Regions from separate parts of the Mus musculus genome. Here all the other regions are linked to region 1. Evidence: chromatin loops called from intact Hi-C (ENCODE). Cell type or tissue: left cerebral cortex. All regions are shown on one strand. Each heading gives the region's core, and the rest is flanking DNA. Links, peaks and the distances in the headings are about the cores only.

Region 1 (10,410 bases), core at 1,250-9,249:
AAGTAACATGGACGGGGTTAAGACCAGACACAATCATCTGTGGCTTGTTTCTGTTGTTACTGTTTTGTATTGGAGAGAGCATAGTAGGCAAACTCTCTACTATTGAACCCCACCTCAACCACAGCTAACTTTTTGAATAAGAGCAGGCAGATAGCTCTGTGACCTTGAAGCTAGATGATGGCATAAAAAATGAGCAAGCAGTGTATCTTGGAGTATCATCTGAGCAGAATGCATGGCATCTGGAGAAAGCCACCACTACCCAGCACTAACAGATCACTTGGCCCTGTCACTACCTGGTAGCGTCAGGACAACTGAGCTGTGGCTGGTAGTATTAATGTGACCTTGGGCCAGGCCCTGTGGACACAAGCTAGAGTGACAGGACCCACTGGCCACATTGGCCACAGTTAACAGTAGTAGTCCAGGAGACTACTCCTGCCTCTCCTCAGTGCCTTAGTATGCAAAGGAAACCTTAGGGAACCTCAGTAAAGAGATGCTGGGCTGTCTGGGTGTGTCTATGACGATCTCTGTGACTATGTCTCATGGCCGCCTGTTCTTGCAGCCTCTAGTCCCCAGGACAATTACGGCAAGTAGTAGCAAGTAAGCAGGAAAAAATTCAGCTACGAAGTGCGAAGTGCGTGATGCCTTGGAATCCATAGGGCTCACCTTTAGCCCTGATCTGCTGGAGTCCCTTTGACCTTAGACCCTCAGTGGCCTCATCAGCTAAGCAGCTGTGCTGGCTTGACTCCTGCAGAGAGCCAGAGAATGCGGTCAGGAGCAACGTGGTAGCCCAGAGGTTTCCCTCACCTTTCTCCCAGTTTCTGTGATAGAGAGCACCCATGGCCCTGGCTTTGTCTCCAGCAGACACGGGGGTGACATGTTGGTTAGCTCTGCTCCCATCTGCTTGGCACGCACCCTGATTGATTGCCCTGCTGGAAGATTCTTCTCCGTGTTGAGTAACCAGAGCTCTCATCTGAGGCAGCTCAGGCACCACTGTCAACTCATAAATCACTTTGCTAAAGATGCAGCGTGGCTTTTGAACATTTTTCTCCTAAAAGAATCGATAACTCGTTAACAAGCGATTGAATAAAGGGTAAGCGAGGAAGCTGCCTGCTATTCCCTTCCATTAGGAAGGGGCAGAGGTGGTAGGTGCCCTGCCAGGGTGGAGGGTGTCTATTTACTAAGCAGGAGGCTGTCGTTGAGCAACCAGTCTTTAACATAAGCCTGTGCCTTCTCAGCCCCAACTCTTCTAACAGCCTGGTCTGCCTGTCCCTTTTACTCCATCTCTACTCTATACCCGTGCTCCAGGCCCTTCTGTAGCCAATGGTCTCCTCAGTCTTAGGGACTTTAATTATGCTGCTCTATCTGCCTGATGGTCTCCCTCCACGGCTGAAGTCATAGACAGCTGGCTGCCACCAAATCTTCCCTGAACCCTGCCCACTCCTTTTCCCACATAAAGGCATCAGACCCACAACTCATAGGCTTCCCCTTCCCAGAGCTCACGAGCCACCATTTACTCCTCTAGGACAGGGTCTGTCTTCCTTGAGGTCAGGGACCATGCCTGGTGAAGCTGTGTTCCAAGGGCCAGCACAGCACAGCAAAGTTTGTATCAGTAGGTGCTTGGAGAGTGAGGGGCATCAGCACGGAATGCCTCCCTCCCCTCTTCTGCTTTAGCCTGGAATGGTGATGTCTGCTTCTCTAGCGTGGCACCTCTTGGTGCCTCTCTCCCCACAAGGGTGGATATCATCTGCAAATCTCAGAAGAGTGAGTAACCTATAGTGGGTACCTAGTATGTCACAGAATAATGTGTATAACTTTGTGTAGGCTGATCCTCTCTATAGTTCCTATTTATTAATGATTGTTGTTGTTTTGAGACAAGTCCTTGCTATGTAGCACTGGCTGGTCCAGAACTCCTTACATAGTCCAGGCTGGCCTTGAATGTGTGGTGCTTCTATTGCCTCTGCCTCCCAAGTGCTGGAATTATAAGTGTGTACCACCATGCCAGATCCTGTAGTTCTCATTTTAAAGACGAGGAAACTAGGTCTAGGAATGTAGCTCTCAGATGGTAGAGTGCTTGCCTATTGTATACAATGCTCTATCCAGCACTGCATAAAACTGGGCATGCAATCCATACACGTAGGCCTGTAATCCCAGCCTTAGGAGGAAGGGCCAAGGGGAGTAATAAATTCAAGGTCATTTTTGGCTATGTAGCATGGTTAAACCAAGGCTGGGTTATACGTTAAGAGGAGGAGAAGGAAGAGGAGGAAGAGAAGGAGGAAGATGAAGAGGAAGAAGAGGGAGGGGAGGAGAAGGAAAAGGAGGATACTGAAGCCACACTAAAGAATCTGTATTTCTCCCAGCATCCTCCCTTACTGGAATGCCTATAGATAACCTGGGAATCATGGAACAGTAGAAACCAGAGCACCCATCCCAGAACAAATCTTAAGGCTGGCTCTGCAGCCAGGATGAAACAGAAGGTCTGAGGGCCTCCAGTTATAGGAAGCCACTCATTCGGGCTGCCTGGACCTGGAATGGCGCTCTCTCAGACCTCCAGCTCAGCACTGGCTACTCCTGCCCACATTGCCTGCTGCCTCCACCAAGAGAGCAGAGCCTTTGGCCCTAATCTCATTTGAGGCCATGAAATCACATTTGCAGTGTGTTAATGCAGCATGGAGCTGGCCCAGCTGTCTTGTCTCCTGGCAGAGAGAGGAGCCTAGAAAGCCATCTCGCCGGGAGGGAAGTCTCTTCAGGAACACCAGGAGACAGAAAGCAATTATGCTCTAAGAGGAAGATTAAAATAATGTCTACACTCGCCATGCTAACCCAAGGGCCTCAGAGCCATCCAGGCTGCAGTGGCTTGGGGCAAGCTTTCTTCTGGGGGTGGGGGGTGGGGAGAGGGGAAGACATGACCAGACCCTCACCTGCCCCCAGATCACCACCTCCCCAGTAGTCTCCAAGTCCCCCCAAAGAAACCAACATGTCCCAGGCCCTATCTCCTTGCCCCAGCTGTCCTCTGCTTAGAATATAGCCTCTGAGAAGCCCAGCTTCCCCAGCTCTTGCTGTGTGCCTTTATGTGATTCTCATTGATTCTCAGTTCAGTCAGGACATCTTCCCCAGTCCTTATGACCCAGGAATGGAGCTGCATGGGAGAAGTCCCACTGCTGAAGGTCGGCAGAACAAGAACTTTCCATCGTCTACCTCCCTGCTTTATTGTCCTGACTCAATACATTCTGCCTACATATACATTACATGTACATATATGCATACACAGGAGTGTACACACACATACATACACACATACACGCACACACGCGCGCGCGCGCGTGTGTGTGTGTGTGTGTGTGTGTGTGTGTTCTGTGGCCATGGAGTCAGTCAACCCTAGATTAAAATTTTTTAAATATTTGAAAAAAATAGTTTCTAGGGTTGACATGCTCAGAATGCTCAAGGCCTGGGTTCAACCACTGGCACCTCAAGAATAAAATAAAATAAAATAAAATAAAATAAAATAAAATAAAATTCCATCTGAACTGAATGCATTAACTTTTCCTTGCTCTGAGTCTCCAGACAATACAGCGCAACAACTAACTACAGTGCTCCAGCATTCTATTAGATTTTACAAGGAATCTAGAGATGAATTAAAATGTAAATTAAAATGTATAGGAAGAGCCAGGTGCATCTGTACACTCCTCCTGTAAGCCAAACATTTAGAAGGCTGAGACAGGAGGTTCACAAGCTTGGGGACAGCCTGGGATGTCTAGTTAGACCCTATCTCCTACTACCACCACTATTACTACTACTATTACTATTACTACTACTAGTAGTAGTAGTACTACTACTCGCCTTGCTAACCCAAGGGGCCAAACTACTATTACTACTACTACTAATACTACTAATTATTATTATTAAAGTATTCAGAAAGATGTGTATAGGTTTTATGCAAATACCATGTCATTTTCATTTAAAGAATGTGGGTACCTACAGATTGGGCCTTTGAGAAGTCCTTAGAGTCAATTCTCAGGATGCCAAGGGCAAGGTTACCATCTTCTCCTCCATTTCGAAAGCCTTCCCAGTTTCTGTTTCCTCCTTTACCCAAGGACTTCCCAGTCTCACTATGTTGTGCTTGTCTCTCTGAGGGGTTGTGAGAGGCCAGACCTGGCTCAGAATCAGGGACCCACAGACACTGCATGGAGGAGCTAAGGTTCCCTGCAGGGCCAGGGGAGGATGTGCGGCTCCTCCTGCCTCCATGGCTGAGTCCAAGGTGCCTTCCAAGCTGGCTGTTTTTAAGGGAGTTTGGGGGATCCTATCTCCTCCAAGAAGCTTTCTGGATTGCAGGGAAGTCAGCATTTCTCTTAATCTTCACAAGTCATCTTGTGAGGGAGACATTATGCTCCCTCTACAGGGGAGGAGACAGGGTCAGAGAAGTAACATGAGTCCTCCAGGGGCAGTGGGAGGCAGTCAACTAGAGCTCACCTTGAGTGTTAAGTTTGACTGTGGTGCTTGCTAGGGTAAAACCTTCATTCTTCAGACAGCATATCAGAGGGTTTACTCATGTGCTGGGGATTTTTATGCAACATTCCTCCTCTACGTCTCGACAGCCAGTTCTAGGGAGCCACAAAGTTTGTCCTAAACTCTGCACAGACATCCCCAACTTCACTCCAGCCTTGATCCCAAACCACCCAGTCCATGAGCCCCTCGCTGTGACAGTCAGCTGAATACTGGCGACCTGTCTTAGCTGGTCTTGGTATCATATCATATCATATCATATCATATCATATCATATCATATCATATCATAAGATGCCACCAGGAAGCCAACTACTTCCTTTTGCTTCTATTGAAGGAGTCAAAAAGTGAAACATTAGGGCCCCCTTCCAAGGGACTGAGGAAGAGCTTCCAAATTGTGAGTCTGCCTGGCCAGGGACACAGTTAGTCATCCCTACCCTGGTCCTGACTGCTAGAGCAGAAAGTCTGGAACATGCTGTGGAGAACAGGATTCCATCTTGGCTTTGCTGCTGACTCTGCAGGACCTTGCCTGCTATAGGGTTCAGTTTCCTTCACAAAAAAACCCGAATACTGTCAGGCCACCCTGGACTCCTCCTGAGACCATGAGACCAATGTGATGCTTTAATTGGGGCTTTTTGGGTGCCCAGGGAGGTATGGACTCCGCCTCTGTCAGTCTGGCCCAGAGCAGCTTCCATGACAGAAATCCCAGAGCCTGTGGAGACACTACTTCCTCTCCTTGGTAGCTCTACAAGTCTTTACTTCCTGATTTCTCCTTACCCGCCAGTTTCTTTCCTGGCTCCATACCCTGCCTCTACACTGTGTTCCTTCTGAGAGTTCCATTAGAACCCTGCTCTCTTCTGCCCCACCTATCCTTGAGGCATGGCTCAGCCACCACCCTGATGCCTGTGAGGAGGGCTTTACACGGACAAGTTCCCATCCTTCCCCTCACCCAAGCCTCGTAGCTTCCCACTAGACTCCACTGCGCCCATTGCTTGGCTGAGGACTACGAGGCCCAAGGAAGTTGGGGACTCTATCTGAGTTGTAACTGTGCAGATGGAGCTGGGAACTGAGGTACAAAGCTACAATCTTCTAAATCCTCCCCGAACCCCTGTTCTGCAGTGGTCTGAGGCCTTGGGCCTCATAGATATGGTGGGTTTGGAAAGTCACTGTCCGTGCCTTCTATCACCTCCCTGTGAATATCTGGGCATGTCTCCAAGGGCTGGACACACAGACACACCGTCTGCTGCTTGGGAAAGTGGATAGAATGAAGGCATGTGTGGGTGGGTGGATGGATGAATGGATGCCACCTATGTCAAGTGAGGTTGGACCACAGTACCATAGGGGAGGCTGTGCTGACCCTGGTAGGCCAAGCGTCATGGAGACCAAAGCATCCAGGCTGCCAGCTTTCCCTGCTGCCTGCCTCCATCTGCTGTCAGAGTTGAATTAAATATCAGTTTCACACAGTGTTTTAATCTCACCTCATACATCACACATGCCATGTTCCCAGGCCTCTCACTCGTTTGGTAGAGATTGTGCTCTGGAGTCTGTACAGAGACGAAGCCAGGAGGCACCGGTCTATATGTAGGGGGCATGTGTGCTTCTCATGTGTGTGTGCTTCTTATGGACTTGTCTTTGGGAGAGGACACGGTGTGGTTTTGCACACACATAATCACTATGTGCATGTGTGCTCCTGGGTCCCTAAACACCTGTGAAGGTGATTGCTGGGGATGACAGGTGGGTACATGCACGGTTCCCTGGAGCTGGGCTTCTACTGGCTAAGAGGACTTCAGAAACAGGCACCTCTTTCCTCTCCATTTTCCCCAACTGGACTTTTTCTGTCTCTCTCTGTCTATCTATCTCTATCTTTCTGTCTGTCTCTCTCATACACACTTACATGCAGATACTCTCTCTCTTTCTCTCTCTCTCTTTCACACACACACACACACACACACACACACACACACACACACACATACACACAGAGGCACCCAGGAGGTGTGAGTCAGCACCAATCCTTGCCTGTGGGTGTGGGGAGAGGCAGAGAGGAGGCGAGGAGGCGGGCCAGCAGGGCCATCTGCTCTGTTCCCTTACAAAAATCTGCTAATGGTGCCACTTCCCAGACTAGTACCAATACTGGCCCTCTCTACCCTGCGGTGGTGTGGTATCTGACTCGGGGATAGCGGAACTCACAAGTCCATAGCATTTCTCATTGGGGAGACCAGCCAGGCAAGAAGTAGCAATCTTGTTTTCTAGGTGCAGAAACGGAGGCCTGAACTATGTCTTGTTCAGCGCAGATTCTTCTGTGCACTCATTGCTAGAACAGCAAGCTTCCTTTAAATGCCTGCTGCAGGGCATGCTGGACTGTATACCACTCAGATCTTCCCAGCAACAGTGGACATGGGAGTTGTTCTCATCCATTTCACAGGTGGGGAAGCAGAGGCTGAGAAAATCCTGTAACTTAAACAAGGTGGGGGTGCTGCTAGATAAACTTGCATCCAGGTCATTCTGATCCATGTGCCTGCTGGTCACCAGAAGCTGGCTGCTCTGTCCACCTAGCTGATAAAGCAGGGGCCCCCACGACAAGATTCCAAGGGCCTATAGAGACAGTTTAAAGATCAGGCAGTGTGGAGGCAGAGCCACAGGCTTATGCAGGGACATAAATGTGGGACCCCTACAACTGATGCTTACCAAGGAGAGCAGGTGGTCGACAGGCCATTATGGGGCCAGTCAGCCCCTGGCTCCTCCCCATGGTTGTGTGTCCTTCCCTTAGGGTACGAGAGTATGTGTGTGTGTGTTGGGGGAGGGCTTGGAAATACTCTGCCCTATCCTCCCCAGGGCCAGAACTGGCTACTCCACTGCTCTGCCAGCCGCAGCCTCACCACCATAGAGACAGGCTACACCCCTCCCTGTGTGGGTGACAGTGCTCTCTGAGAACGCCTTGACAGTTGCCTTTGTTCCTCAGAAATAAAAGAAAATCGAGGTACAAAGGGAAACCTCAGGTAGCTTTTAGCAGGGCTCAGCTGCCTGGGGCAGACTGTGTTTAAGCTAGAGGCACTTGTCACTGGAGCTGGGGGGGGGGGGGGAGGAGGGCACCTCAGACCCCGCCCAGTCCCTATGTGGTAAGAGGGGTGGGAGGGTGGATGGCCCCATCATCACGTTTACTCAAGAAAAAAGCTCTTTCAAATAATGGCAAAGGAGAGAAAAAAAAATCAATGAAAATTGATAGGGAAATGTAAAACAGGGCTCTCCCCGCCCCCCCCCCGCCCTCGTGTGTGTGTGTGTGTGTGTGTGTGTGTGTGTGTGTGTGTAGAGAGAGAGGGGGTGGGGGTGGGGGAGGGGCATTTACCAGGGCCTAAACTGACCAGCTTGGGGCTCCAGGCCCGGAAAGGTGGGGGCTGGGAGTCAATCCCTGGCACGTGCCTGCAGAAAGGGGCTGGTGGCTGGGGGGAGGGGTGGCAGCTGAGTCTCTAACTCGAGTTAAGAGAGAGATTAATATATTCAATCTGCTCCAGGGTAATTGAGGGAACAATTGGAGTGTTTTTCTAAAGCCCATAAAACTGCCTCATTTGCAAGGAAGAAGCTGCCCCTGCTGCAGGCCGCAGATTTGATGGAGGCAAGACAGCAGAGAAGGGACAGCTTGGGGATCCCGGTCCAGAGCAGATTCTCCGAGAGTCAGCCATATCAGCCAGGGAAGGGGCTGGCAGCTCTGTTCTAACCTGCGCTCTCCTTCTGCACCTCCAACCACTTCCTATTTGTAGTCCTGCACCTATCTCCCAACCTGTGAAATGGGCCACTGCGTTCCTCTCTACCAGGACCGTAGCAGGTGGAAGCTTTGAAAGACCAGAGAAGCAGGTCGGCACGGAAGGACGGGGGACAACAAAGAGGTGCCCAGGCCTCCCTCCCCACCCTTCCAGGCCAGCCCCCTGAGAGTGAATGGGCAGTAAAGAGTGGAGTTAATGAAATCCGTATCGTGCGCCTCTCCCCCTTGAACCACTCTAGTCTCCAGGGCAATGGGAATAAAGCACGCAATAGCGAGCAATAAAAGGCATAATGAATTTAAAAGCAGCCAGGAGAGGGAGAGTGAAGACTGGCAGCGCTCCGGCCGAAGCTGGAGGGTTCCCGGGGCGGCGAAAGTGCAGACCTGCCGCTCTAGCCAGAATCGCGACCAGGAAGAAACAGGCAGGATGGGGGTGGGGAGAGAGAGGGAACAAAGGGAAAGGCAAAGGGTTACCACCAAGGTGTAGGGACAGAGGGTGGAGGTGAGCTAGCCACTCCGCCCTCTCCTCGGCACTTGGTTCTCCTCCACTTCTTAATAAAAGCCCCCACCTTCTTAGTGCCAGAGCTACAGTTAGAAGCCACAGGCTTCGAGCCAGGTGCTTCTCATTTAGTGATTGCTTTGTTAGCTTTCTTCTTTCTTTCTTTCTTTTCCTGCTCCTCTGGGGCAAAAATAAATAAATAAATGAAAAGGTGTTTTAAATGGAAGAAATAAAAAAAAATTAAAAGCGTCTTTTAAAAGGCTCCAGGGAAACAGAATCATTTCCATGAAACAAAACCATGATTGTTTGGAAGAGGTACTGCGGGGTCGATCTCATCACACCCTCCTCCCTCTTCCACAGGAACCTGGACCGCAGGGTCTTGCGGGAGGAAATTACGGTTCAAAATCGCAGGAATCCCCAAGGTGGCCCCCGGAACTATGAGCAAGGAATTCAATTCATGTTTCCAGAAACTCCTTACCTGGGGATTTCCAGTTCAAAGTTTCCCTCTTCAACAGCTCTGCCTGTGGGAAGATGTCCCTCAACTAGTGACCTTTGAGGGCAGAATGGCTCAGGGACTGAAGACACCGGTCCTCTTTTCCCTCCCCAACCTCACCAGGAGACACAGTAGGGTATTTGGGAGGGGGGAGCTGGTCATAGCTCAGGCTTGCCTGCACTTTCTACTCTTCTCCCCCAGGTCCCTCTTCCCAGCACTGTACAGACCACCTGCTTCCTCTCTGATCACTGAACCATCTTTTAGACAAAGACAGAGGATTAGTTGTGTGATCTCAAAGCTTCCAGGAAGTGAATACAGGTAGTATCAGGAAAGGGCAGGCTTCTAAGGAAGCCCCTGTGCCCCAGGGGAGGATGACAGCCGTTGGCTGCAGGGAACTTGGGGTAGCTCCTGCCAGTGTGCTCCTAGGGTCCTCCTTGGTGAATCAGGGCACCCCTGAGGGACCTCCACCCTCAGTCTCTGGCTGCTCCTGTTGGAAATAGTCTCGGGAACAGTTCCTGCTAACCGCCCCCACCCCCTGGAAAATATTAGCTCAGAGCAACAACATTTGGTGTGGCCATTTAGAACCAAGGGCACCATGGCTAGGAAGCAAAAGGATTCAGACTCAGTCAGCAGACATGGATACTTAGCCCTTTTCCCTGTAGCCCAGTTAGATGCCTGCCTGCCCTTCATCTTCTTGTTCTATTGCCCCACCCCATGACCTTTAACTGTTATGCTTGGGAGAAAATGTCACACACCATGTAAAGCAAAAAGCACTCTTGAAACCAAAGTCCTACACTGAACCAGTTGTTGAGCCGTCTGGTGCCAGCAGGGCTGAGAACAGGGTTGAATGGATGAACCCTGTGCTGGGGAAAGCTTCCTGGAGGAAATGCCTTTGAATTGAAGCTTTTGCTCCTGGAGCCCAGAAATTTGTTCTTGGGCTTGAACTGAATGTTGCCGAGGTTGCTCTGGAGCCCCAAAATGAAGTTCTCTCTTGTCCCTTTTATTCCCCCTGTTCACTGCCTTCCTCTCTCCTCTTCAGCTGTCAACCAGAAAGCCAGGGGAAGCCCCTCTCTCCTGGGGAATGTCCTTTTCTTATGAAATACTCTTATCTGGACTTCCTGTCCCTATCCACAAGGCAGGGAGACAATATGACTGCTGGGGC
Region 2 (10,410 bases), core at 1,381-9,380, 65 kb after region 1:
CTCAACAACAACAGGGCCACCAGCAAGATTACTCATCAGGTAAGCCACTCGCTGCCAAGCCTGACAACCTGAGTTTCATCCCTGGGGCCCTCAAGATGAATGAAGTGCCATCTCCCAAAAGCTCTCATATGTGTGCACGTGCACACACATTTTTAAAATGTAATTTTAAAAATCTTACCTCTCGGGCTGGTGAGATGGCTCAGTGGGTAAGAGCACCCGACTGCTTTTCCAAAGGTCCAGAGTTCAAATCCCTGCAACCACATGGTGGCTCACAACCATCCGTAATGAGATCCGACTCCCTCTTCTGGAGTGTCTGAAGACAGCTACAGTGTACTTACATATAATAATAAATAAATCTTTAAAAAAAAATCTTACCTCTCTTCAAAGAAAGAAAATCCATAACAATCCATGCCATGATCTTTCTATATTTTTGGATATGACCATAAAAATGTGAAAATAGATACTGATCTGGAATGTTATATTATAGCAAATAATACATGTAATGTATACATGATTGTAAATTAATAATATAATATGCATAGTATTAGTTAATCAGAGCAATAGGGCCAGACAGAGATTATCAGTTGTAATTAATATAGTCAGTTGAATAATATATTTGAGAAAATACCATTTTTCAAAAAAGACTTCTTATTTTTTGTGTATGAATGTTACTTGCATATATATGTGTGTGTATTGCATGCATGCTTGGTGTCTTCAGAGGCCAGAAGAGGGCACTGGATCCCTGGAACTGAAGTTACAGATACTTAAGAGTCACTGTGTAAGTTCTGGGAACCAAAACCAGGTCCTCTGTACAAGTAGCTGTACACTTAACTGCTCAAGCCATCTCCCCAGCCCAGAAAAATACTGTATTTTGATATTGTTTTTACCCTCTATGGAAATTCATTTTATCTTTTTACAACTCCTTCAGATGTTTAAATTTTACAGACTAATTCTTATAATATTAAAATACGTAAGTGTGAGACTTCTAAAAAGAAAAATGTAAACATAATGCAATAGTTTGCACAAATCTCCCATTTAATAAACAAAACAGACACTTGAAAAAGAAAAATCACATGTTTCTTTCCAGAAGACATCCAGTCTTCCAGTTCCCTTGTCTAACCGCAAGTCTTTTGTTGCCATGGCACCCAGGACATCAATCTTCTATGTAGTGGTGACCACAACTAGAGGCAAATGCAACGTTCACTATCATATGCAGCTCTTATCTTCACGAGTCCATAGGGCTCAGATTCTTGTTGTTACATGTAATGACATTAAATTAATATCCTCTTGGGGACTGGAGAGGTGGCTCAGTGGTTAAGAGCATTGTCTGTTCTTCCAAAGGACCCCGGTTCAACTCCTAGCACCTATATGACAGTTCACAACTGTCTGTAACTCACACCAATGCACATAAAATGAAATTAAATAAATATCCTTGCAACAACAGCATCTGAGCATGGAATTCTGGGATTCTGTCTACCAGGCTCCTAGACCTGTGGCCATTCATTTGGTCTCTCCATAAATGGTGCCTATTCTCTTTGGAGTTAACACTTGTTTTAGACCACCCTCATTAGTAGACCAGCTGCTTGTCAAGTGGATTTTTTTTCACATCCATAAATTCATCATTCAAGTTATCCATATCGGACCTGTCCATCAAGTTCCTCAAAGGACCCTGGGTGTTATCCAAGGCAAGCCTCTGTCAGGAAGATGGATGTAAAACATGGGCCACTTGAATGTGTGAAAGTGAAATTGGATTTGAAATAAGTTACAGGTTTCCTTCTGACCAAAAAAAAAAAAAAAAAAGAATATATATATTGGAAAAAATATAGGGGAGGGAGAGCCCCTATTCACTATTGGTGGGAGTGCATACTAGTACAACCATTATGGAAATCAGTATGAGAGTTCCTCAAAGCATTAAAATTAGAACTACCACATGACCCAGGTATTCTACTTCTGGGCCTCCAAAGGACTCCATGTCGACCACAGAGACCCTTTTGCATTCATGTTTATTGTTCCTGTGCTCACAACAACAAGGAAACGGAGCCAGCCTGGTGCACACTAACAGATGAATGGATAATGAAATGTAATAAATATATTCCATTGTGTAATGGAATTTTATTCTGCTGTAAAGAAAAATTAAATAATGATTTTTTTTTTTAAGAAAATTGAGTGGGTCTGGAAAATGTAATTTAAAATGAGTTGTCTCAGCTACTTTTCTATTGCTATGGCAAAACACCCTAACCAAAGTAACTTATTTTTAAAAGGGCTTAATAAGCCCAAGCTTATGGTTCCAGAAGGCTAGGATTCATGGTGCCAGGAACAGCTTAGAGCTCACATCTCCAACCACAAGCAGGATGCTGAGAAAGCTAACTCAAAATGGTAGAAGTCTTTTGAAACCTCAAAGCCCAGTGACATGCTTCCTGTAAGAAGGCCACATCTCCTAATCACCCCAAACATCTCTAATACCTGGGATCCAAATATTCAAACGCACTAGACTTTTGGGGGACATATCTCATTTGGGGGAATACTACATGAGGTAGCCCAAAATCAGAAAGACAAAAACTGGGTGTTCTCCCTTTTATGGGGTTCTTAATATAAATATTTCACACAAGATGTGAGTATAGGTAAAATCTTTTTAAAAAATATCTAGAAGGGGCTGGAGAGATGGCTCAGAGGTTAAGAGCACTGACTGCTCTTCTGAAGGTCCTGAGTTCAAATCCCAGCAACCACATGGTGGCTCACAACCACCCATAATGAGATCTGACACCCTCTTCTGGGGTGTCTGAAGACAGCTACAGTATACTTACATATAATAAATAAATGAATATTTTAAAAACATATCTAGAAAAGCGAGCAAGAAAGACCATATTAGGTCATGAGAAAAGATGGGGGCAGAGCAAAAGGGCACAAGGAACTTGGAAGGAGAAAGAATCTGACATCAGCCATGAAGGAGAAACAGGTGACCCGGCATGGGAGAGCTGGGGGAGGAGACTCACAAAAACACATTGTTAAAGGTGACACAATGTTCCCTAACATTATATCCTGATGATTTTTTTTATTAAGTTACAGATTTTCTAAAGAAGTTGAAAAAGTCCTATTTAACTTAGCTGCTCTTCTCCACTGATTTTGTTGATTTGTTCCAAAGGAGTATTATTTCCAAGAGTCACTCTTTTTCTCTCTCCCCTCTGTCTCTCTCTCTCCTCTCCCTCTCTTCTACCCTCCATCTCTTTCTCCCCTCCCCTATCTCTTCCCCCTCTTCCTCTCTGTCTCTCTCTCTCCCTCCTTCCTGTTCTCTCCCTCCCCCTCCCCAGCAGATGAGTTTTTGCAGGCCCTCTTAGTTCATCTCTTGTCTGGCCTCTCAGATGATGAAACAGTCTCAAAGAGCACATCGCTTCCACGTGCTTTGGCAGTGACCTTTCCCTCTGGTCTCATCCCCCATGGATTTCCACACTAGAGAAAGACATTTTCCTTATCCTACACTTTGAAGAGCTGACTTATGGGAGACCAATGTTTTAGCAGCTTTCCTACAAGACATCTTGTGTGCATATGTCTGAGAAAGCTATCTCATTCCATTTCCATAAATAATAATTAAAAAAAAAAACAGATCCTCACCAAGTACATCTACATGGTTTGGGGAAGCTGCAAAGTGAGCCCAGACCACATTATGAAGGTGCCATCTCACAGGTAACAAAGTCACGAGTCTTCTCAGTATTGTTTAAAGGCAGCAGCAGATAGCAGGCAAGTTAAATTTTTCTCAGGTGTCAGTCTATATACTAAAGGGCATTTCTCAGTTTATATTTATATCCCTTGCCAAAAATACAGATAGATGAGCAAATCCTAGCTTCAATAGGGTAATTCATCAATTTTTTTTTTTTTGAAACAGGTTGGTCTCAAACTTGCAAAGGATGACCTTGAACTCCCAATGACACTGCCTCCACCTCACAAGGGCTGGGATTACAGGTGAGTGCCACAGAGGCTGCAGTATCAAGGATCCTGCTGAGATAAAACACTGACCAAAGGCATGGGGCAAGAAAGGGTTTTCACTGAACACTTCATAGAACACTGAAGGAAGTCAGGGCAGGAACTTGGAGGCAGGAACTGAAGGCAGACGGTGGAGGAGCTGTTTCCTGGCTTGTTCTCAGACTTGCTCAACCTGCTTTCTTATACACCCACTTCTGTAGGGTTGCCATCACCTACTGTGAGCTGGACCCTCTTACATCAAGGAACAATTAAGGAAACACCCCATAGACAGGCCCATAGGCCAATGTGATGGAGCCAGTCCCTCAACAGACATTGTCTCTTCCCAGGTAACTTCTGTTTGTATCCGATTAATCACAACCCAGCCCAAACTCGAAACTATTTTTCAGATGAAAATACCCAGGAGCTATGAAAAACATGTTGCTGCCATCCAACCTATTGCAGACTATGCACGTGTGATTGTTGAAATAACTCACAGACCAGGGGAAGCTGGACCCCAATATTATCCAAGTGTCCTGTTTAGTTCCCTCGCAGTGTTTTAGCTACAAGCTGTGAATCCCACTTACACTCCATTTTCTAGAGCATCAAAGAAGCAATATGGTAAGAGAGATCACTGGTGTGATATACTCAGACACTAGGGCCACCTGTTTCCTTCCTTTAATCTTTTTGTTTTGTTTTGTTTTGTTTTTTGAGACAGGGTTTCTGTGTGTAGCCCTGGCTGTCCTGGAACTCATTCTGTAGACCAGGCTGGCCTCGAACACAGAAATCCACCTGCCTCTGCCTCCCAAGTGCTGGGATTAAAGGGGTGCGTCACCACGACCCGGCTTAAATTGTTAAAAATGTTTCTTCTCACATAGAATACATCCTGGCTGCAGTTTCCCCTCCCCATCTCCTCACCAGTCCCCAGAAAAGAGCAGGCCTCCTAGGGACATCAACCAAGCACAAAAATCTGATGTTTTCAACAGGGCATTCATCAGTGCCTTTCTGAATGACAGAACCAAAATCCCTGTGGTTTACTGTAGAATGCCTGCTTGTTGGTTCAGATGTAACCATCTCATCCTAGCCTATGGTGATCCATATCCATACTGGAGAACAGACCCCTCCCTGCCAGGGGCAAGGCTGCAGCACAAGCCCAGGTTGGACTCCTCCCACTCCAAGGATGGCAGACAAGCATCTCTTGAGGTAAGCAGGAGTGGGTCACCTCCCTAGATGGGAGCTAGCTCTCAGGGTGACTTTCCTAGGCTGATGCACAGCTATTCAGCTGTGCAAATGGGAAAGTGGGAGGTGATGTAATCATCCTACCAGTCCCGGCTTTCCACGTGACTGGAGGCTATTAGTGACCTCAGGGTTTCACTAGCACAAAACTCCATGCTGGGGTGGGTGGGGGTGGGGAGGGCAAGCAGCTTCAGCTTCCTATGATGAGCCTACATCACGGCAGAGGGAACAGCTGGGCACACAGATCTGATGACTCCTGTTGTCAACTATCCACGGGGAAAACTGTGTTCTGTTTAGTTGCTAGGCTTGCAAGGGTGCTGCTGTACCACGCACCAGCCTGGGAACAAGCAGGCAGAGCATGCCTTTGGAAAATTTTCCTGAGAAAGATGGGCCACCAAGCCACAGGCTAGCCACAGCAAGGCCGGTTGGATATTAGTAATGTTTGGCCTGTAGTCCAAACCCCAAACATCATCCAGCTGAAGGGGATATGCTCCCCATTGCTGGATAATTGCATTGGTCCTAGCTGGTCGGTGTGACAGAGAAGAACTAATCAGATAAAAACTGGATTTAAGTGATTTCTTAACCAAAGGGAAGAGTCGCCCATCAGTATTAAGGAGGTCAGACTGTAATAATACTTAAAGATGCATACATGATTGCAAAAGCTTTCCAAAACAACTAAGTCACTTGGGTGGGGAGGATCAGGACTGGGGCCTGTGATATAACTGACTGGCAACATTCATGTATTCCCAGTCTACTTTGCCCAGTCTGGGGTTTTGTTAATTTTTTTTCCCTAAGTACGATGTTGGTTCTGTTGAGCAATGTCATTTTTCCATGCTTCTAGGGCATAATTAGGAATACCAGAAAGGTAGCAGAGATGTCTAGCTTGTTGGTGGGCAGATACTGATCCAGAAATAGTGCAGAGCTGGTCAGGAGTGATGAAAAGATAACAAGATACAGCTAAGCCGCCAGGGCTGGGAACAGACTGCATGCTAGGACTGGGGTTGAGAGGAGAGAGGGGATGGAGCGGGGAGTGGCTTGGGATTTTTGTTGACTTAGCTTCTTCAAGAACGCTGTGGCTTAGGCTTATAGCTCAGCTTCCTGCCTGTCACCAGGATAAGCCAAAGGCTGAGAATCCCAATATCTCTCTCTCTCTCTCTCTCTCTCTCTCTCTCTCTCTCACACACACACACACACACACACACACACACACACACACACACACACACACAGTGGCAAGACCTGGATGAAGTAATAAACATGAGAAAGCAAGGCCTTGAGTCACTTGAGTCTCTGGCAATATATATTTTTTTTATTTCTAAGCAGTTATTTTAGCTTCCTGTGATGCTGTCACAGTTGGCCATATGGACTCAGTTACTGTGAACCAGTCAGCAGCTGCTGCGGCGGCAGAGCCTTAGAGCTTTGCTTTAGCTAGGCTGTAACACCAGCTATGAGAGGTGCAAAGTTCTATCTAAGACCTGCTTGGGCTGCAGAGTGACTTCAAGGCCACAAGCCTGGGTGACAAAATGAGATTGTTTTGAAATAAAACTTAACCAAGTTAACTGTGATGTAACTCAGTGGTAGAAGAACACTTGTCTAGCATATGTGAGGGCTTCATATTCACCCAGTCCAGAGAGAGAGACAGAGAGAGAGAGAGAGAGAAGAGATATCTAAGGACATAACTCTCATGACTCAGAAGTAACTTCAGTTTGCCCACCTAGTGACTGCATTCATTTCTGATAGAGCAGGATATATTTCTGGAATCATTGGTGGTGACAGCTACAAACTGGGCCAAGGATGGACCAGGCACAAACTCTCCCAACTTCTCTGTTTCTTAAATCCAGCAAGTCCTTCCTTCCTTCCTTCCTTCCTTCCTTCCTTCCTTCCTTCCTTCCTTCCTTCCTTCCTTCCTCCCTTCCTTTCTTCTTTCCTTCCCTCTATCCCTCTCTCTCTCCTTCCCTCCCTCCCTGCCTCTCTCTATTTCTTCCTTGTTTGCTTCCTCCCTTCAATCCATATTAAACACTGGCTGTCTGTGCCTATGGCATGGTTAAGTTCTAGGAAAGAATGGGGCCCCAGCAGTAGTTCTGACCACAAGGCTTAGATGCTGCTGCTTTCTGAATTTATCCACATTTTCATTCCCAGAAAATGGTGACTGTAACACCATTTGTCAACTTAAAAACAAATCTGTACTTAAACAGGATGACATTATCAGAAAGAGAGACTTGCAATATGGTGAGTACTCCCATCTTAGAAATTGGAGAACACCCCAAAATCAAATGAGAAAAGGGGTTTGCTTTGTAGGGTGAAGGAGGGGTAAGCAAAGAGGAGCAAAATCCTTGGAGGGAAGCTGAAGAAGCAAGACGAGCACCCAGCTGTGGTCACCCAGTTCCTGGGAGAAGCTGATGAGGGGGTCATAGTCCACTGTGCTCTGTATGCTTGCTCTGACCAGGAGGAAGCAGGCTCTGGGGCCTGGGGGCCTGGGTGAGAGGATGCTGCAGAAGTCAGATCAAGGCAAAGCAGAGAGTGAGAGAGGAGGTTGTGAACAGCCCTGGGAACTGATGCTTTTGGTGGATTGGTGGCTGATTGTTCCTCAACCTCATTCTGGGCAGCGTCCTCTCACACACCAACGTCCAGACGGACCCATGGGGCTCCCTTCCTGCTGACATTCTGATTGCTTTATTCTGTATTTCATGGTTTTCTAGGCCATTCAGCAGTGGTTCCCTTATGGTAGGGGGAAAAAATGAACCTAATTATATCTGAAGCACATCCAATACCCAGAGAAAAATGGGAAAAAAACAGCTCCAACCTCTTCCTTTGTTTCTTGGATAAAAAGGGGCCAAAAGAATACAAAGAAGATTTGGACCAATACATATCATGAGGGGGAAACTCAGTAAAATTTTGCAAAAGGTGGGAAAGGCACGGTAGACAGAAAATCTAAAGTGTTCCAAATCCAACCACCTATATCTATAAGCATAGTAAATTATAACTCTATTGTGATCCATGGAAAGAAAGGTATGCCACTTGGATTTCTAAAGTCGAGTTAGATATGTTCCGTAGTATTCTGCTATTTATTGCTACATGACAAACACTCCCAAAACTTGGTGTTTCAGATGGAAGTAGCTTATCACTTTTTGAAATTGTATATGTTGGCCATCTAGGAAATACTGCTGGTCTTGCTAGGTTGGCCCATAGTGTTGCTGACAGCTGACCACTCAGCAGGCCAGAGTCTCAGATGTCCTCAGGACATGCCTGACCACTGGTAATAGGTGCTTTGTTCTCTTGCGGGGGGGGGGGGGGGAATACCTAAGAGTGTTCCCTGCCTGTTGGATCAACTCACTGGGCATCAGTGTGTGTAGTTTGAGGTGTTCCCTGCCTGTTGGATCAACTCACTGGGCATCAGTGTGTGTAGTTTGAGGTGTTCCCCTGCCTGTTGGATCAACTCACTGGGCATCAGTGTGTGTAGTTTGAGGTGTTCCCCTGCCTGTTGGATCAACTCACTGGGCATCAGTGTGTGTAGTTTGAGGTGTTCCCTGCCTGTTGGATCAACTCACTGGGCATCAGTGTGTGTAGTTTGAGGTGTTCCCCTGCCTGTTGGATCAACTCTCTGGGCATGAGTATTGTAGTTTGAGATGTAAAGACAAAAATCTATTGAGAAAATGTGTCTTCTCCTCATGTAGATGTGCCAATTTGTCATATGCTGGTGCTGGTGCACATCTTTAATCCCAGAATTTGGGAGGTAGAAGCAGGCAGAGCTCTAAGAGTTCAAGGCTAGCCTGGTCTACATAGTGAAACCATGTCTCAAAACAAACACCTATAACTCTAACAAAACTATAACAAAACCTATAACTCTAGCACCTGAGAGGCAGATAAAGAAAGATCACTGGAAGTTTGGGGCCAGCCTGGTCTACATAGAGCATTCCTGACCAACCAAGTCTACATAGTGAAATATTGTCTGTAAACTGTCTTGTGTGATAGCACATACCTCTAATCTCAGTGTGCTGGAGTTAGAGGCAGCAGGAACAGGAGTTCTAGGTCATCCTTGGTTGTACGGGATTTTGAGGGTAAACTATATGAAACAAAAGCAAAATCAACAGAACACACACACACATACACACACACACACACACACACACACACACACACACACACACACACAAAACCTTCAAGTTGACATACATGACATCATACACTTTGTGGATCTCAGCTAATAATAACAGATTTTGATCAAACATGCTAAGGAAGAGCCTAAAATAGTTTTGTTTTTTGGGGGAGGGGTGGTTAATTTATCTATCTATCTATCTATCTATCTATCTATTTATTTATTTATTTTGCTGTATGGGAAGGGCCACAGAGTGGTGTCTGGAGATGCAGCTCAGTGATGAAGCACTAAGCTAGCATGTTCAAGCTCACAGGTTCAATCCCTGGTACTTCAAGGAAAAACAAAACAAAACAACAGGTCAGAGTCATTACCATTAAGGAGGCAGCTTTGTAATTTGCCAACTTACTAGGCTGAGCTGTTTCTCAGAGCTCTTCCTCTTGAATAATTTTAGTTGGAGTGGGCACAGTGACATTTTATAAGGCCATGGAAGAGAGGTAGCAGCTGTCTGGGTGCTTCCTTGCCAGGTCACCTCCTTGGTGCAGGCAGCAGTGGGTGTGAAAATGCTCTACTCTCTCCTAGGACCCTTTGCCAGCTTCCCTCACACTTGGGTCAGGTGTGCATTTAGCTATGTGAAGTGGGTACCAGCTTCTCCAGCAAGAGGCCTGCATCGTCAAAAACCAGAGGGAGTTCTCATCTGTCCTATGGCTCGCAGTGTGTGCTCCTGGGTTCCAGCTAATTCTTGCTCCCTTTGGCTTATATGTCCATTGTTTCCATCTGCACCTCCTTTATACCTAGGCTTCTCTGCAGACATGGGGCTCCAGCACGAGATCCTTGAAATGCACACAGAAGCAGCTTCCACGATTTGGAAAGGTCAGAGCCCAGAAACAGATGGATAAATAGGTAGGTAGTCAGAAATATGCCCATCCCGTGGGAACAGCTTCTAGTTGAGCATTGACTAACCATTAGAGCTACAACTAAGATTTGGGGAAAAAAAATAAATTATTATAAAGGTATATCATGCAGTTTAATGTTAATTTTCTAAAATTTGTGGTTTGGGTTTATTGCACACGTTCAAAACTTGTAACCTGATGCTATTTCTTTATTCACGATAAAGACATATTTTG
Region 3 (10,410 bases), core at 1,705-9,704, 87 kb after region 1:
CTTAGGTGGACATTGCTTTTTTTTTTAAGATTTACTTATTTTATGTATATGACTACACTGCAGCTGTCTTCAGACACATCAGAAGAGGGCATCAGATCCCATTACAGATGGTTGTGAGCCACCATGTGGTTGCTGAGAATTGAACTCAGGACCTCTGGAAGAACAGTTGGTGCTTTTAACCACTGAGCCATCTCTCCAGACCCAGACATTGCTTTTATTGTCATGGATAGAATGCTATTTTGAGAAATAAAAAACAGCAAGATAAATCTCTTTTTAAAGACTAACTCCATAATTATCAGTAAATTTAAAACATATAGAACACAGTGTCTTTGTAACGGATTAGTGGGGGAACTAGGAGGGGTTCTGCTTGAATCACAGAACTCTGAAAATGACCTCAACAAGTTACTAACTCTCACTGTTCTCTGGCTTCTTTGCATCTCTGTTGGAACACTCATGGGATTGCCATAAGGATTAATAAAGTGATTATTGTAAAGCATAATGTGGGCCTGTAATGTGAGATTATGGTAAATATTCAACCAGCTTTGGCAATTAATGTTGTTATTATTTGTGTTAATCATAGGTAGTGACCACTAGACTATCCAGTCTAAATGATTCATGAGTCACTGTTATTAAAACATATCTGATAATTAATTCCCATCCTTATTCATTGTCTGTTTTAACACTGATCAATTCTTAGGAAGTTTGTCCCTCTTTTCTCTGACCCTGGCAGTTTTTCTCTCAAATGGTTTAATACTTTGAATGGGTTCTAAACTCAATTTGAGGGGGAATTCAATAGAGTGTTGCTAAGAGAAAATGTATCTAATTTGCCAAAACCAAATTAGGTCCATACATACACAAGGGAGTAAATTTAATCCATATATATATATGGATTATATATATATTATATTTTATATATATATATATATTATATATATATGGACTAAAATTTCATTATTAAACTTACATTTATACATCCAAACAATGAGCACCCACTAATCGCAATTTTGAAAGCATCTTCCAACTGCTCACTCGCCCGACCACTGCTGTAAAACCTTCCCAACTGACTTTTTTTTTTTTTTAAAGATTTATTTATTTATTTATTTATTATATATAAGTACACTGTAGCTGTCTTCAGACGCACCAGAAAAGGTCATCAGATCTCATTACAGGTGGTTGTGAGCCACCATGTGGTTGCTGGGATTTGAACTTCGGACCTTCGGAAGAGTAGTCGGGTGCTCTTACCCACTGAGCCATCTCACCAGCCCCTTCCCAACTGACTTAACCCAATAGGTTACATTTTTTTTTTACTTAGCCCTGGGTATTTGAATAGCTTTAAAAATGTCAACTCTTCTTAAGAAGGCTGGTCTCATTTTGAACTAAATGTTAATGCTACAAGACGTGTCATAATGGAATCTGTTCTCCAGGCCAGTCCTAGTAGATCTTTTGTTTTCTGTGAGACACTATTCCCTATTGAACCCTGAGGGAAAGTCATGTCACTTAAATATACAGGTGTGGGTGGGTGTGTTTCAAACACAATCAATGAATTGACATGTTATGAATGGAATGGCCTTGTTTCCTGCACTCCCAGCTTCCCAGCTTGGTCTGTCAATACCTTTACATTGCAAGTGTATAAGAGAAAGGCGTCCATTACTTCAAACGTGGCCATTTTCCGGTCCCCACACGGAACCTTTGTCATGTCCTGACACCTGGGCACAGCTTTCCCCCAGTATGCACTGTAATGTCTGAGACAGGCTCCCAGTTTCCCAGCTCAGGGCTCACTCTGGTATGCCCCCTGCCCCCACCCCCACTGAAAGTCATTCTTCTGCCTTCTTTCCTTGAAGAGTGTGCCCTACCCAAACTCTCCTGTTAAAAACCTTGAGTGAGAGCCAAAGAGAGACGTCCCCCTCCCCACTTTAACAACCAAAAAGCATTGCTCTGAGAGCTACAAAGGACAATTACATTTCCCCTCACTATCAGGAAGTGGCAACCTCCACATTTTTGGCCTCCTCTGTTTGTCAAGGTGTTCACTTTAGTTCTGGTTGCCCTCTGGCTATCATAGATGGGGAACATGGGGACAGGGGCCTGGGAACAGAGGACCCCACACCACCTCCTTCCTTAACAGAGAAGCCCCACTTTCTTTTGTTTCTTCATATAACAGTCCTCAGGACGGTTCTCATTCCAGCTGATCCTCAGGAAATACTTGTGGGGGAGCCATCCTTTCAAATCACCTTCTGCAGACAGGCTTCTGATTGAATTCAAGGCCACATCCGGGGCGTCTGGTTTCTATAGCGCAAAGAATTACTGCTCCTGATATAATGTTGCGAGTTCTGAGGCTACTGCTGTCATATTGCATTTTCTGACCATTTTCCAGGTCCTTCAACACACACACACACACACACACACACACACGGTGGGGGCGGGGGAGAGAGAGAGTTATTTTCCAACTCATTAGACTCCATCCTCATGTAACGTCCTTAAACATTTTATGAACATAAAACACCCTGAGAAAAACCAAAGCTATCACAGCACTCAAAGCACACAGAGGTGCTCAAAGGAGCGGGATTGGATGAGGGGCTGTGGAGCTCTGAGGTCCTACAAGTCCTCAAAGGAGCAAAGTCAGTGGCAAAGTCAAGCTGGAGGGTAGCAAGAAGACACTTTAAAAGCTCGACAATGGGCTCATTGCAGCGATGGTGGGTAAATAGTGAGTTCCCCAGCTTGGGATAAAGACAGGTGGGTCTACAAATTGAATCTCAAGTGGGTAGCTGAGACAAAACAGCTGGTGAGAAAACGGGAAAGAAGGGACTTGAATGATAGAGTAAAATTGGCAAGGAGCTTTAGAGGGACGGTAGAGGCTAGGGGCCGTTCTGCGCATGTGCAAACTTCTGAACAGAAAATAGCTCCTTCGAGGGCCTGTATCTATGTCGGCAGATAGCCCCAGCAAGCACCCTGGCCCCTGCCATCCGCACCCATCTCTCCTGTTCTATGAGCAGAACCTGTAGCTCTCTGGTCTAGGGAGCACCCAGTCTAGCTGGACAGTATCTCTGGTCGGAAGCTTGGCCCCAGACAAAGGATTGAACTCTCAGCTTCCCCTGTTCCTTCTGCACTGAGCAGTCAGGCTTTTGGGGGTGGGGGTGGGGAGGTCTTAAGAGAACTCCCAATCCTTGGGATGGGAAGAAACAGGAAGTAGCCCTTTTCCCACTGCAGACCCATGACCAGACCTGTATCCAGTGTGCGATCCAGTATCCTGTGTGCGATCCTTGAACCAGTCCTGGGAATTAAGCCAGTCCCTGTCCCTACCCAGATGTGGGATGAGTCTTCCTGAAAGATGGCATTCCTGGCAATGAGTGGGCTGTAGGCAGGGATTTGGTAGGGAGTTAGTAGAGCCTGAGGCTAGGATGAAATGCTGGGTGTCTGACCTGGGCCTGTTCTGAATCCTACACTAGTCCAAGATCTAATACCCACAGAAGCAAGAAAGGAGGAGGAGAAGGAGGAGGAGGAAGGAGAGGAGGAGGGGGAGAAAGAGGGGGAGGAGGAGGGAGAGGAGGGAGAGGAGGAGGAGGAAGGATGGAATTTTCACACCTAACCCCTCAAGTCTCTTCTTTCCCTTTCGGCTCCTTTTCCAATCACATCTTGCCCTTTCCAGGCACTGATGAAACCCACAGGAAGCTCAGCCTCAGCAGTTTGGCTGGTCGGGAGTGCAACATCCAGTCTTGATCCCCACCCCTTGTCTCCCAGTCTCCATTTGTAGAACAATAAGTCAGTGTGATTTCAGACCTGATTCTGTGTTATATCAGCTCAGCAGCCCCTGACAGCTGCCCATACATTACCATCACTGATGGAACACTCCTAACCACCCTGGAAACACATACACACACACACACACACACACACACACACACACACACACACACACACACACTCATCACACTCTCTCTCACACACACACACATACACACACACTCATCACACACACACACTTGCCACACACTCATCACACTCTCTCACACACACACTTGCCACACACACTCATCACACTCTCTCATACACACACTTGCCACACACACTCATACTCTCACACACACACTTGCCACACTCTCACACACACACACACACACTCACACATACTCTGACACATACCCACACTCACACATCACACACACACACTGACTTCACCTTGTCCAGTGGAGTGAGCTTTAGGCAACCTTTCACTTTCTGTAGTCACCTGCCTGTTCTGAAATGTGTGGTGTGACTTCTCTCTGCAAACCACAGCAGTCCTACCTCTAGGAACTCTCCTCCCCAAGCTGCCCCTTGCCCATCCCCCACATCTTCCCAGAGAACTCAAAAGGTGGTGCTGAGAAACAGAACACAGAGAGAGAGACAGACAGACAGACAGACAGACAGACAGACAGAGACACAGAGACAGAGACAGAGAGACAGAGACAGAGAAAGCCCAGTACTCCAACAGTCTCAACCCAAAGAGAACAGTGGACCAGTGCTGGCAGCCGCTCATTCCCTGAGAGCCCTTCTTGTTCTCTGACAGCCTCCTTCCACCCCAAGCTGTTTCAGCTCCAGGCAGGAGCTGAGAAACCCCGGATCAGGGGCTAGGGCAAACACCCGGAAAACTCACTTGATCACCAGGCAAATGCCCAAGGAATCCCAAAAGCTCCTTCTGTGGTGGTTTCCGCCTTCAACCCTCAGCTTCCTTCCTTTGTTGTCCCCTGACTTCCCACCCGACCCCAAAAATCTCACCGAGTCCTGTTCAAATCGATTATTTTATTGACAGTTTACATACAGAAGCATTTAGAAAAGGACATGGGCTCCGGGGTCAACTCCTCCCCGGGTCACCCACGTTTGTGCTGCACTTCGCCCAGAGCCAGAGCCAGAGCCTTGGTCCAGACGCCTGAAACCCCACCCCCTGACCTTTTCCTAAAAGAACTAAAACCCCACCCGAGTCCCCTCGCCACTCCCGCCCTCTCCCTCCCTCCTTCCTCGTCCACCTGCCCACCCGCTCCCCATCCCCCACCCCCAGCTCCGCTACACTACACCGGCACACTTTACGGACACAGAAGTCTATAGCCCACGCTCGGCGGGGACTACACGCTGAGCAAACTCTATATTCCTGGGGTGAGGGGAGACGTGGGGAACTAGGGTGTCCCTCCCGGGCTTCGCAACCCCCCTGCTGCCTCGGTCAGGCCTGAGGCAGGCCCATTCGTGAGATGCGCCCGGGAGTCACAGCTCCCTGTACCCACCAGCACGTTCCTGCTGGGGTCTGAACCCCATGGAGTAGCAAGAGTCACTGTGGCACGCACCAGCCTCTGGCATCTGCAAGACATTGACGACGAAACTGGCCCGGGAACCAAGGCCGCACCCTGCGAGGAAAAGGGCGCGCAGTTCCGGAGCGCTTGAAATTAGGAGAGAGCCGGAAGCAAAGAGATTCCGACACTCACACCTGACACACTCACACCCAATTTCCCAGAAGGTGGGAAGGGGGTATTAGCACCAGACCCAGAAATGTCGCTGCTTTTTAAAACAACGAAAATAAGAAAATCAGTGCGCTGAGTTGAAAGGCCTACCAGGACCCCAGTTTGGCTCCAACTAGACAGAAATGGGGTGGGGTAGGAATGGGGAGGGGGGACGCGCGGATTTGGATCATTATAGGAAAGGAGCGGTGAGAATAAAAATTAGCGGGCTTCTGGCACATGCATCCTTGAAAAGGCAGAGTGGGATCAAAGTGAGAGTCACAGCGCTCCACGCTGGGGACCTGTCCTGGGGATCCCAGGCAAACGCTGGACCAACCCTATTATTATCACCAAATGTGGTCAACGACTGGCGTGGCGCTCTCCCCTTGTCTCCAAGTTCCACCAGATGGGGTGCGCGATGGGTTTCGTGGATCGCCGTGATGAAATGGAAGGCATAGACGGTTTCTCGCCGCCCATGGGTGGTGTCTTAGAGGAGGTAGGAGCCTGACTCTGTGCTTTGGGTGGGGATGGGGATTCAAGCCCACCAAAAGAATGACCCCTGAATTCGGCCCACTCCTAGAAATCCCTAGTAGTGACCCCTGGGGAGGGCTAAGGAGGCAGAGTAACTGAAGGCTTGGGGGGTAGGGCGGAGTCCCGCGAGGGTGTTAAAGTCCTGCCGTCCCTAGGCTACGAGGTACCCAAGGTGGAGGTGGGCAGGCCAGGCGTGCTGGGGGCTCAGCCCGCTGTCTGCCTGTAGTTGCCGTTTATTTCCTGGGCGATGTTGACTGCTTCCGCTCCCAGGGGCAGCCGATCGCTGTACTCCGAGCCAGCCTCGAACTCCTCTTGGTTGGCCTTGGACTGAGACTCCACCAATGAGCAACCCGCCAGGCTTTCCTCTCTCTGAAGGTCCCCGCTTGGGTCCCCCTGCTCCACATCTTCATCCAGGCCTTCCTCCGGGACCTCCTCTGGCTCCTCACCTCCCGCCTCGCCACGAGCAGGGTAGCTTTTCTCAGACTCAAGGTAGGAAGCACGCGGATCGAAATCGGCCGCGATGCGTTTCTCCATAGGGTCCGGGGCCTGTGGCCTCAGGATTAAACGGTAGGGTTTGCCCGGATGTTTGGCCAGCAGATGGCAGCAGGCGGCACCCAGCAGGGGCACGGTGGCCAGCACCAGGAGAAAAACACTCACGGTCACGATAACCAGCAGGGACGGCAGTTCTTTCTTGGTAGAAAACACCACCTGCACGTGACACGCCTCGCCCGCCAGTGCCAGGCATACGGAGTAGTTGGTGCCAGGCCGCAGGCCGCGAAACCAGTAGGCATTGACCCCCTCTTCCACTCGTGACCACTGAACTGCCGTGCCACCCCCCGCAGGACACAGATAGAGTAGGCGCAGTGGCCGCCTCCCCGGCCGCCGCGCTCCGCTAGCACCATCTGGCCCAGGGCCCCAGCGCGCAGCAAGAGGCGTCAGCTGCACCCGAGCCTCACGCTCTGCTACATCCAGCGCGATGACGCCCAACTCAAAAACGTGCGGCTTGAGATCTGAGCTCTGGTTGAATGCATGGTTAGACACATAGCGAGAGGGGTCCCCATGGCCACAGTGCTTCTCTCCCATCGGATCTGCAGGGATCTGACCTTCCATCTGCTCTCCTTCATCTGTCTCCTCCAGCTCTGCCTCGATTTCCCCAAGCACGCTGACTCGGGCAAGACCTTGGCCTTTGGTTTTGCCTTCAGGCTTGAAGGGCAGGACGCTGTTGCTACGGCCCTTAGTGGTGGCCTTGCGCTCAGAGGTCGGGACCTGCGCATCAGGTTCTTCCCCTGTTCCAGGAGCGTGTTTTGGCGGCCCCGCTGCAGCCACCGTCACCCGTAAGGACGTTGAGTTGGTGCCCAGCTCATTGTGTGCACGACAAGTGTAGATGCCTGCCTCCTTGGCACTCAGAAGGGGCACCAACAGAGAGCCATTTGCGAGGGCCAAGAAGCGCGGGGTGGCTGGAGGCGCTGGCCAAGCAGGTGCTGGAGTTGGGGTTGGCGCTTCAGTCTGCGTAGGCAGGTCCTCATCTCCGTCACCCTCTCCATCCTCCACCTTATCTCCTCCATCTTCTTCCTTGCTGAGAACCGGTGGCACTAAGACTACAGTGCCACCCGGGATCTGAAGTTGCCATTGCAGGCGGGGTGTGGGGTGGCCTTCGGCGACGCAATGTAACATGAAAGCCAAGCCTGCGCGCAGAGGGGTGCCAGGTGCCTCAGGCGGCGGCTCTGCGCTCAGACGCACGCTGGGGGGTGCGCAGGGCAGGGCGGGCAGGCGGTGCACGGGCACGCCCTGCAGCTCAGGGGGCGAGGCGCACGCTATAGAATCGGGCTCCGGTAAGGAGACCCGGGTGCTCGCTGCCCAGGCCTGCAGCCACACGAGACCACAGCTGCAGTGGAAGGGGTTGTGATAGAGTTGCAGGTGAGACAGCGCGCTTAGTGCGTCGAACGTGCCGGGCTCCAGGGTACGCAGCCGGTTGTTGTTGATGCGCAGAGAGCGCAGGTCCGGGAGCGCGCCGAGTGCATCCCGGGGCAGCGATCCCAGACGGTTGTGGTTCATTTTCAGCAGCTGCAGCGCGCTCAAGTTACGAAGGTCGCTCCAAGGGAAGTTGGATATAAGGTTGTGGCTTAGGTCGAGGTTCTTGAGCTGACTCAGCACTGCCAATGCCCCTGACTCTACCGTGCGTACCTCACTGTGAGCCAGCCACAGCGAAGTGACCTGCGTGACGTTGACGAAGGCCCCCCGCCTTAGTACCGTAATCTTGTTGGCAGACAGACTAAGCGTGGTCACGTTGGCTGGCAGTCCTTCTGGGACCTCGCGCAGCTCCTTGTAGGCACAGTCTGCAAACTGGTGGGCGTACTTGTCAACACAGGCGCAAGGCTCGGGACACGCTCTGACCACTCCTAGCAAAGCCCAGGCCAAACACAGGGCTCCAAAGGGCCCCATCGTGACTCCTGCAGAGGGAAGTCAAGGTGAAGGGGGAAATGGTCACTTATGCCACACCTCTCTCCCTCCCCTAACAAACTCTACCTTCTAAACCTATGTAGGCTCCAGACACCTTGGTTACTGAATTGAGACCAGTGAAAGCCTGCATATTCAATGAAGGCTTGCTTTCAGAAACTGTCTTGTTTCTCCAGAGGGCATGAAGTATCCTCCCCCACACCACCCCCAGCTCCCATCTATCCCCTTATCTGGAACTGCCCCCTCCAAAGCTTGTGGTCTGCAATGGGCCCCATACAGACCCTTCTTTCTCTATCTTCATTTAATTCAGTGAAATGGAGATGCAGAAAGATGTTCGTTCATGACTAACTGTCTTCTTCGGAATCCTTTGTCCCACGCATAGCACTCGCACACACTTCCTCACAAGCAACAACAGCGCAAACAAAAACTCAGGCATCTCCCTGCTGCATCCCACTACAAGGCAGCGAGACTCTGTTAGGAGGTTCACAATGAGTTATATAGACACAAAAATACGGGCAACCCAAACATCTACACAATATACCCTGGGGACCTCATTGTTCTCCCAACTCAATGCAGCTTTACCACAGTGTTCTCCACCAGGAAGCAAAGCACTTTCCTGTGTACAGTGAGAAGGGACAGGCACAGGGACACAAGTCCTCATGTGAACCAGCCACACTCAGAGACATAGGTGCCACACTGCCCTACTCTGAGACCGAACCCCTAGCCGATGCAACATGGAGAACTTGTGAGGTGTGGTGTGGGGGATCTAGGCAGCCTCCACCCACTTTGCCTTCTCACCTCCCTGCCCTGGGCTGCAGCTCCCCTCAGGAAGTCACAACTGCTCAACCATGCTTTCCTCTGAGAAGAAAATCCTACCCCCTGACTAGAGCAGGCATGTTGTGGAAACAGTCAATAAAGCTTCCTCTTTGGATTCACAGAGCCCAGGCGAATCCCTCTGCCCACAGGTTTTTAGGGAACAGTCTCTAGCTAATAAGCCTGGAGACAGTCCAAGGTTCTATACTTCCCTCTAGAGCCTTAAGACGCCTGAGTGCATCCCCTGTCTCTAGACATACAAATATATTAACACAGACTCCCTGCCCCAACTTGAGGGTCCTGTCAGTCTTGGAAGACCCTCTCCTACACCCTGTCTCTGAGATTAGCGGGTCCCTTCTTGCTTTTGCTCCTAAAGGAGGCACCTCCCTTCCCTGTTCCTCCCAGACAGCCACCCAACCCTGACTAGGCTGGATCGACCCTGTGGACTGAGGTTGTGGGGCCCTTCCACTGCTTACCTGCTGCTCTCTGACTTGCAGTGTGATGCTGTGGGGCTGCGAGCCGGTCTCCAGACTCAGGTGACAGTCTAAGGGAGCTTCTGGCATCTGTTGCTGTGGCGGTGGGGAGAAAGGGGGAGTGCATTGAAAGAACTCCCCTTGGCCCCAAAGTCCTACTTCAATTTTTTTCTTTCCTTATCTGTTCGCCCTACTTCTCCAGGATTGCAGGTTTGAGAGCGGTCGCGCGCCCCCGTGCTCGGCGGGAACGCGCACAGTCTCCCACCTCGTGCTGCGTTTACATTTGTTAAAGCCATAGAGATCCTCTACTCACCTCAGGCTGAGACCTGTCGGTCTCAAGGGGCTCCATACGCCCATAGCCCAAGGCTCCGCCCTTTCCAGCCCACCGTACCCCTAGCACCCATTTTCTACTTCTCCCCACATTTACACATTCGATGACATTGTCACTATTCCTCCTTATGTCTCCAAACCCCTCCCCAACACACACACACACACACACACACACACACACACATCTTCACATGACTTTCACAGGTTAGAACTACTCGTCAACATGTAATAATCGCGTCAACGCGCTAAGTTCTCCCTACTTTCACACACATTTTCACAAGCACACCTTCACTCAAACACTCACCGTTCTCTTTTGCGCGCACACAAATATCCACGCTCACTCACCC

What was found. A loop is a pair of places that touch in the nucleus more often than their neighbours do. Peaks named below come from ENCODE experiments on the same cell type or tissue, not always from the same donor. Only the 100,000 strongest peaks of a DNase experiment are listed, where the experiment ranks them.
Region 2: a loop joins it to region 1, with 6 times the contacts of the local background. A loop is called at or near these places in 3 of 42 quality-filtered maps.
Region 3: a loop joins it to region 1, with 5 times the contacts of the local background. A loop is called at or near these places in 5 of 42 quality-filtered maps.

Annotation. Positions count from the first base shown.
Region 1 is chr9:58,105,064-58,115,473 of GRCm38, forward strand. All of the region lies in intron 3 of Ccdc33 (coiled-coil domain containing 33), which reads right to left. It also overlaps a transcript of Stra6 not described here. Among named protein-coding and RNA genes, the nearest start is that of Ccdc33, 8.6 kb to the right of the region's middle. In left cerebral cortex, for the core only: no CTCF peak of the experiment used is centred there; DNase peaks (open chromatin) are centred at 2,675, 5,997, 6,548 and 7,347; H3K27ac peaks cover 2,192 bases.
Region 2 is chr9:58,169,704-58,180,113 of GRCm38, forward strand. Gm39344 (a long non-coding RNA gene) reads left to right here and starts at 4,886. Exons shown (of 3, transcript XR_870787.2): 1 at 4,886-5,157; 2 at 10,082-10,186. In left cerebral cortex, for the core only: no CTCF peak of the experiment used is centred there; DNase peaks (open chromatin) are centred at 5,217, 5,436, 6,187 and 6,568; H3K27ac peaks cover 3,462 bases.
Region 3 is chr9:58,191,544-58,201,953 of GRCm38, forward strand. Islr2 (immunoglobulin superfamily containing leucine-rich repeat 2) reads right to left here. Exons shown (of 3, transcript NM_177193.5): 1 at 10,409-10,410; 2 at 9,737-9,829; 3 at 4,754-8,440. The coding sequence starts at 8,432. The coding sequence ends at 6,195. Among named protein-coding and RNA genes, the nearest start is that of Islr2, 5.5 kb to the right of the region's middle. In left cerebral cortex, for the core only: CTCF peaks have their summits at 6,578 (motif pointing right) and 7,602; DNase peaks (open chromatin) are centred at 3,255, 4,223, 5,296, 5,906 and 7 more places; H3K4me3 peaks cover 5,186 bases; H3K27ac peaks cover 4,786 bases.